Linked DNA regions of Mus musculus: regions 1 and 3 are each linked to region 2. Evidence: chromatin loops called from intact Hi-C (ENCODE). Cell type or tissue: heart. All regions are shown on one strand. Region 1 overlaps Nudt7 (nudix (nucleoside diphosphate linked moiety X)-type motif 7). Region 2 has its middle 1.5 kb from the start of Wwox. Region 3 has its middle 2.7 kb from the start of Mon1b.

Region 1 (2,500 bases), 290 kb after region 2:
TACGTCTTCAGTTCCCGAATCCTTACAAATAGGCAGAGGCAGGAGAACTGGCTAGAAGCTTGGACTTTGCTCTATTAACCAGTAATGCTTCTATAGAATGTGAATTTATCTGGTATAAGCTCAAAGAGCAGTGTTGTAGCCAATCACACTAGGGCAGTGGGAGGTCTGTGATTGGTTGGGGAAAGGGGAGGCAGAGCTAAGAGTAGCTGAGAGAGAAGCAAGGTAGCTGTGGACAAGTACCCACGTGGCATTTTCCAGCCACAAGTAGCTATGATTTCACAAGGTTAGAAATATTGGGATAAAGCTTTTATCATCATCAACTGGCTCTGAAATTATTGTATTGGCTTCTTGTAAATTGTGATATTATTGATACATAAATCTGATTGGTTAATTAAGCTTTAAGTGTCTTGATTCTACCAGGGTACTGGGTATTATGATGTGACAGATGACCTTGGGGTGCATGGTAGCAAGAGGAACTGGGGGACAGGGGGCACCAGAGAGATGGCCTGGTGGGAGTCCTGTAGTCCTGCGTGGCCAGAGTGTTGGTGGGCAGGCAGGAGGGCAGAAGCCCCGTGGAGAGTTGGCAGGTTCATTTTTTTTTTAAAAAATATTTCCCACAAAAGAGCAGTGTTTGAGATCCTGTAGCAGGGTAATTAAGAGATAAAGTCATGAGAGAACCTGTGCAGTAATAAGGTAGAAGGAGAGAAGTGACTCTCAAAAGTTGTCCAATGGCTCCTTTACAAGAGGCCACAGCACATGCTTGTTCATACTCAGACACACCTATTAGATAGACAGATATACAGACAGACAGACAGACAGACAGACAGACAGACAGATAGATAGATAGATAGTTGGATAGATAGGGGGGAGAGAGAGAGAGAGAGAGAGAGAGAGAGAGAGAGAGAGAGAGAGAGAGCATTTGCTAAAACACAGTGTGCCACAGCACATGCTTGTTCATACTCAGACACACCTATTAGATAGACAGATATACAGACAGACAGATAGATAGATAGATAGATAGATAGATAGATAGATAGATAGTTGGATAGATAGGGAGAGAGAGAGAGAGAGAGAGAGAGAGAGAGAGAGAGAGAGAGAGCATTTGCTAAAACACAGTGTGGCCAAGGAGCCATCACGATTGATACCATATATTTCACCATCTCCATTTATTTTTGCTGACTCACATGAAGAATGGGGAAGCTCTCTTTCTGTTTCTGCACCCATGTCCCTAACTCCAGTCCTTACTGGTTTTAGCACCATGTGTCTCCATTTGTAGCATCCCAGTCATTTCTTCTTTTCTCATCTCTGAGAGGTGTATCTCTTGTCCTTCTCTTTTCAGCCAGCCCAATCCAGTTTCTCTTACAACCTCACCTATCCATGTCATTGTAGAGCCTGATTCAGCAGGACTCTTTGGCCAGCTTCTTGCCAACTGTGTGCAAAGATCATGGCAGCATGCCCTTGGGCGGTTACATGAGCTGAGGTTGCCATGAGTGGAGTTGTGCCTAGCTCCCACGCAGGGTGATATAATGAGGTCCCCTAATGTCAGTTCTTGATGTCCAGCATTCGACTGAGATGTCCTGTTGGCATTTTTAGCACCTGGAGTGACATCTTTGTAAGGAAAGCTAGAAGCCTGCTTTGGTCTGAATATCTGTTTCTTCCAATTTTGAAATCCTAAGTCACAGGGCAATACCATTCAGTGTTGGGGCTCTTGGGAAAGCATAATGAGCAAGGCCCTATCAATGAGTTAAAGCAGTTATAAAAGAAGTGCACAGACACTTATTGCTCCTTTTGCACATGAGCACACAAGGAAAACCATCATCTGGGAAGTAGAAAGAGAAGACAGCACCGAGTGCTTCATCCGCAGATGCCTTGATACTGAACTTCCCAGCCTCCACAGGCACAGAAAATGTTTGCTGTTCATAAGCCACCCAGTATAAGGTATTTTGTTACAGTCCTTTGAGAGGACTAAGGCTGTTATGAACTTTATTTAGTTTTCTATAGCTGATTATTCTGCCTTAGCAAGTTTGTTATTTTTATTTATTCATTCATTTTATTTGGTGGTGCTGAGGGTTGATCCAGGGCTTTGTGCATACTAGGGAAGTGTTCTGCCATTGTGTATCATTCCTAGCCCTGCGCAAGTCATTTGAAGACACAAAACATGTGCAGTTCCTCCCTGCTATAAATGAAGACTTCTACAGGATCTGCTTCAGCAGCCATGTCCTCACACATCTCATCACTGACAGATACCTAAGTAGAGAGAGGAAGGCTGGACCATTTTCTGTCTACTGCAGCATGTCTTACAAAAGACTTAAAAACACACTTCCTCCCGAGCACCCAGGAACTCTGCCTAACCAGTTGCATGGGTTCCTTTTGGTCTGGGCCAGTGCCCTGAGCAGACCTTGAAAGCAAACTCTGCAGCCAGTTCCACAACAACCAGAGAAAGCTCTATTCCCAGGTGTTCTAACACTCCTAGGATCATAGGATTAGAATTGAGGAAGAC
Region 2 (2,500 bases):
TGAGTCCCAGCAGTGAAGTATCCTGGGAAATGTAGTCCAAGCTCAACTGGACTATAAAGGGGGGGCGGGGAGGGGGGAAAGGTTCTGATGAGATTATTCTGAGCTCCAGTTTCGTCCCATGCCCTGCAGGTGTACAACCTTTTGACACTACGACATGATACTGTGACATGGTCATTTCCAAAATTTACACTAGAGAAGCCCTCAATCGAATATCCAAATAGGAAAAAGAAAAGAAAAATCTCACAATGCTTAAAGTTTAGGATTTTTGTGTTGGGCAGCATTTATTAGTATCCCGGGCCACGTGTTGCCACGAGCCTCAGGTTGGACACACCTGCGAGAGTAAATGTCCTGACTTGATACTATCCAGGTATTTTTCCATTCACAATCTGTGTTGTTTATGTAAATATGCCATTTAAAAAAAAAAAACCTACACTTGGAGAACTAAGTGACTCCAGAATTTGGGAGGGTAAGTCAAAACGATCACAAGTTCACAAGTTCGAGGCCAGCCTATGCTATAAAGGGAGCCAAAAATCGAGAACATGCAAATTCTCATGCCTCCAGATTCTCTATTAAGAGAGAATGGTCTTCCAACCATAACTTGGTTCTCTTGTTCATAGGCGGCACCTGATTACAAACTTGCAAAGCAGACTTTTAAAGCACCTGAAAAAAAAATCCTGGTTATAAATATCCTAGACCCACAATGTGAAGCCTACCTTCACAACAGCACTTAGTCCCTTCCCCTATTTGTTTATCATTTCTGGCTCCTGGAAGTTTAGCTTTGACTTTGATCTAACAAGGATCTATCTGCATGTAAACCCAGGCAAAGAAGATTTTTCAGGAGCTTGAATACGTGTGAGACAAAGCCAACACCCACAAAGTCATACCCTAAGGAGATTTTATGACCATCTTGTTTCTGTAAAAACATCTGCGCCACAGTAGTTATGAAATGAGGATTTTTTAACTATCCAAGCTTGTGCTTCCGAAGCTGCACGCCAGGTGGCGCTATCAGCCTGCAGTTCAAAGCCTTGGTTCCCAGCAAGGAACCTTTGAACCTGTTTTTTGTTTGTTTGTTTGTTTGTTTGTTTGTTTTTAATCGATTGTTTACTTTCTTCTCTAGTAGAAATTTGCAACAACAAGATGCACTCACTTTTGCTGAGTAAAATTTGACACCACTCAAAAGAAACGAAATGTGTGCAAGGGACACGGATTTTAGTAGGCTATTCCTAGAACCCAACTTCTCTAATGTATCAATACCAGGAAGTTGGTTATTTATTTCAACACCTACCCACCCCCAATACCCTGCAGACCTGATTTAACTTAAATCATGAGTCCTTGCTAAATCAAGTTTGCTGCTTTGATGCCAAACTTTACCTACAAAAGGGATCTGGGAAGCTTCCTGACTCTTCTGACAATGTTCTGAAAGAATATCGAAGCTTAGAGTGGCGGCTCTTGCCAGTGAGGTCAGCATATGGGAGACTTAAAACAGAAGGTTAGCGACTTCAGCGACTGTTATTATCCCGTTAGCATTTGTGTGTGTGTGTGTGTGTGTGTGTGTGTGTGTGTGTGTGTGTGTGTCTAAGCTCCGCCCCACAGTTACCCTGTAACAGCCAGGTGTGCTTGAATTACTTTAAAGAGACTGCTTGCTCCCTCCTCTCTCTTGCCTTCTTGCTCCCACTCTGTCCCCTCGTCCCTTCCCCCCACCCACCCCATCCGTGCTCTTGGCGGCCTCTACTTCCCTCCTCCTCCTCCTCCTCCTCCTCCTCCTCCTCCTCCTCCTCCTCCTCCTCCTCCTCCTCCTCCTTCTTCTTCTCTCTCTCTCTCTCTCTCTCTCTCTCTCTCTCTCTCTCTCTCTCTCTCTCTTCCCCCCCACTACACTCTCAACTCCCCTCTCTGAGTAAGCTCTATACTATACTGGCTGGCTGGTCCCTCAGGGGGAAGGGATGCCTCAGCATGGGCCTATAGAGGCACCCCATTCCCACATACCTGACTACAAATCCACCAAAACATATTCCTCCTCTCTTTATCTTTTTATAAACACACGACAGTTACATTTATTTTTATATTTTAATTAGTTAATTTATTTATTGCTGCTGCAACAAAAGGATTCTGAGGGGGAAACTCCCTGTCAGTGTGACCTCACTTGGGTTTGTCACAGGTGCAGAGTTGAGTCTGGCAAACAGATGCTGGAGTTTCTGGGTCCTTGCACCTCTTTCTAGTGAACTGTATAAAGACACATGAAAATCTTCAGGAATGGTGATTTATTAAGAGCAAGATAAAGAGGTGCCTGGAGATGTGCCAGGCTTCAACCTGCGGTCTGCCTCCAAAAGAGCAATAAAGGAATGAGAGCTGAGCCACACGCTGAAATAAACCCTAACCCTAACCCTAACCCTAACCCTAACCCTAACCCTAACCCTAACCCTAACCCTAATCCTAATGGGCTGAAGTAAATTTTCATGGTCTACTAACAAAGTACCCACTTCTCCCAAGCTCAGGGATTTTC
Region 3 (2,500 bases), 810 kb after region 2:
GTTTGTGTCATGCTGTGGTGCGAACCCAAGGCTTCATGTATTCTGGGCAAGCATTCTACCTCGTGAGACCCATCCCTCCGGGCTCCAAGATCAAGGAGGTGTCATCAGCCAGGAGACATAACATCCCTGAATATTTAGATACTCAAAGACAAAACTTCAAAGTACCTAACTGTCAAATTGACAAAAACTCAAAGGGAAAATAGCTCATGAGGTTAGGTGATGATTTCAACATTCTGTGCTCACTAAAAATGGCCGAAACTGATGGCAAAAAAAAAAATAGATAAATATTTAAATCTAAATATCTAATATCTAAATAAATAAATAAGGTTACAGAAGATATGATCAACAGCTGGCAAATGAATTGATATTTATTAAAAAAATTCTGCTCAATTACAACAGAGTGGATTTTTTTCCAAATGCGCATGCTGGACCAAAAAATTAAAAAAAAAAAGTTAATGCCCCTTTAGAAGCTAAATCTTTCAGAGAAAATTGTTTGATTACAACAGAAATTGTGGCTATTGTTAGCAGAGATTGGAGAATTCTTCCAAGAGTAGGAATTAGGTCAGTACTCATCATATGAACACATTATGACTCAAATATTAAATCCATGGGATATTCAGGAGTATCTTCAGCTTCATGAAAACAGGAAGAATGAGCAACTGCGGAGACTGTAAATCACGAGTGCTCACAGGGAAATGTGCAACTTTATATATTCACACGGGTATGAGAAGAGACACTCATAACCAATGATCTACACGGGAGCCTTAAGATGATAGGGAATGAGAGGAAGCTAGACCTGCAGTAGAAATAAGACGACAATAAAGATGCAATTCAGTGAGAGGGAAGACATACAGTCAAAAGAGACAATGTAGAAATCGTTCTTTCTTTGAAAAGGTCAGCATAGTTACTAAAATGTGTGCTTAAATGATAAAACCAGTGATCAATAGGATTGAAGGATAACATGATTAGAGGTCTCTAGACATATTACAATATTATAAATTGATTTTTTTAAACAAAGGAAGGATAGATAGCTAGATAGCCTTGCACTCGCTAGTGTGAAGGAAAGATAAAGTGATGGATGGACCTACGGACACTCAGTCCCTCACTCCCTGTCCCAGGCTTGGACCTCACTGGAAACCTTTTGCTCTTGTTCCAATATTAGAGGTCTTAAAGACATTCCTTAGAACAATGGTTCTCAACCTGTGGGTCACAGCCCCTTTTTACAGGGGTCACCTAAGCCCATCCTGCACATCAGATATTTATATTGTAATTCATTACAGTAGCAAAATTACAGTTTTGAAGAAGCAATGAGATAATTTTATGTTGGGGGGGGTCACCACAAGATGAGGGACTGTATTAAATGGGCACAGCATCAGGAAGGTTGAGAATCACCACCTTAGAATGTGTAAGTGGGTAAGATGCCTAGAAACCAGTGGGATCCAAGGAGAGGGAACAGTAGATCACCGTCAGCATCGTTGTTTTTTGCAAGAATGACCAGTAGATGGCACAAAATCCACATGATAGAGACCTTCCAAACTCAACTCACTGTCCAGTAAATACCAGGAAAACACCAGTGAATTGTCTTCAAGAGCTTAGGTTCTCACTTCCATGACAAGAATCCAAATCTGAAACCATCTAAGACTCTTGTTTCTCTCACGATTAAGACTCACTAAGAGAACATAATCTACTCTGAAAACTCATTTTCAAAAGGCTTGACTATGCTTTCTCAGACTCGTTAGGAGAATGTTCTTCCTATAGCAAAGATTGACAACCCAAAGTGGTGAGTCTCAGATGGCTAGAGAGATAGATATACAGGGGATAATTTTGCACAAGGGAGAGTTCACCTATCTGAAATCTGCGGAAATAAGGCGCTATTTACGGTTCAGAAGTAATGGGAGCTGGTATTTGTTCAGAACACTGTAGTAGGCAGAACCAATAAACATTAAGGAGGAAGACAGGGTGACTGATGATACAGCTTGGTGGTGAAGAGCACCTGTAGAGGACCCATGTTAAATCGCTAACAGCAGAATGTGCTACAAATGACAGGCAATTCCAGGTCTGGGGCTCCTGGCACCTCCTTCTGGCCTCACTTCCACCCACACTTATGTGGGATTACACAGGTAAATAAAAATAATAACAAGCGAAAGAAAGAAAGGAAGAAAGAAAGAAGGAAGGAAGGAAGGAAGGAAGGAAGGAAGGAAGGAAGGAGGAAGAAAGGAAGGAAGGAAGGAAGGAAGGAAGGAAGGAAGGAAGGAAGGAAGGAAAGGTAGATTTATTTATTGTCCTAGCATCCATCTCTCTTGCTGTGATAGAACTTTCTGAGCGAAAGCCATATTGGGGAGGAAGGGTTTGTTTGCATTACAGGTTGGATCACATCATCCAGAGAAGCCAAGACAGAAGCTTGAAGTCAAAACCACGGAAGAACCTTGTTTATTAGCTTACTTTCCATGGCTGCCTCAGCCTGCTTTCTTTTACAACCCAGGACTCTCTGTCCAGGGTG

Evidence for each region. Peaks named below come from ENCODE experiments on the same cell type or tissue, not always from the same donor. Only the 100,000 strongest peaks of a DNase experiment are listed, where the experiment ranks them.
Region 1: a loop joins it to region 2, with 4 times the contacts of the local background. A loop is called at or near these places in 3 of 42 quality-filtered maps.
Region 3: it touches region 2 in a loop (4-fold over the local background); 5 of 42 quality-filtered maps call a loop at or near these places.

What each region holds. Positions count from the first base shown.
Region 1 is chr8:114,142,782-114,145,281 of GRCm38, reverse strand. The region is part of intron 2 of Nudt7 (nudix (nucleoside diphosphate linked moiety X)-type motif 7); the gene reads right to left. Among named protein-coding and RNA genes, the nearest start is that of Nudt7, 10 kb to the right of the region's middle. In heart, no CTCF peak of the experiment used is centred here; a DNase peak (open chromatin) is centred at 1,441.
Region 2 is chr8:114,436,899-114,439,398 of GRCm38, reverse strand. No RefSeq gene overlaps it. Among named protein-coding and RNA genes, the nearest start is that of Wwox, 1.5 kb to the left of the region's middle. In heart, a CTCF peak has its summit at 994 (motif pointing right); no DNase peak of the experiment used is centred here; H3K4me3 peaks cover 263 bases; H3K27ac peaks cover 42 bases.
Region 3 is chr8:113,631,826-113,634,325 of GRCm38, reverse strand. No RefSeq gene overlaps it. Among named protein-coding and RNA genes, the nearest start is that of Mon1b, 2.7 kb to the left of the region's middle. In heart, a CTCF peak has its summit at 1,501 (motif pointing right); no DNase peak of the experiment used is centred here.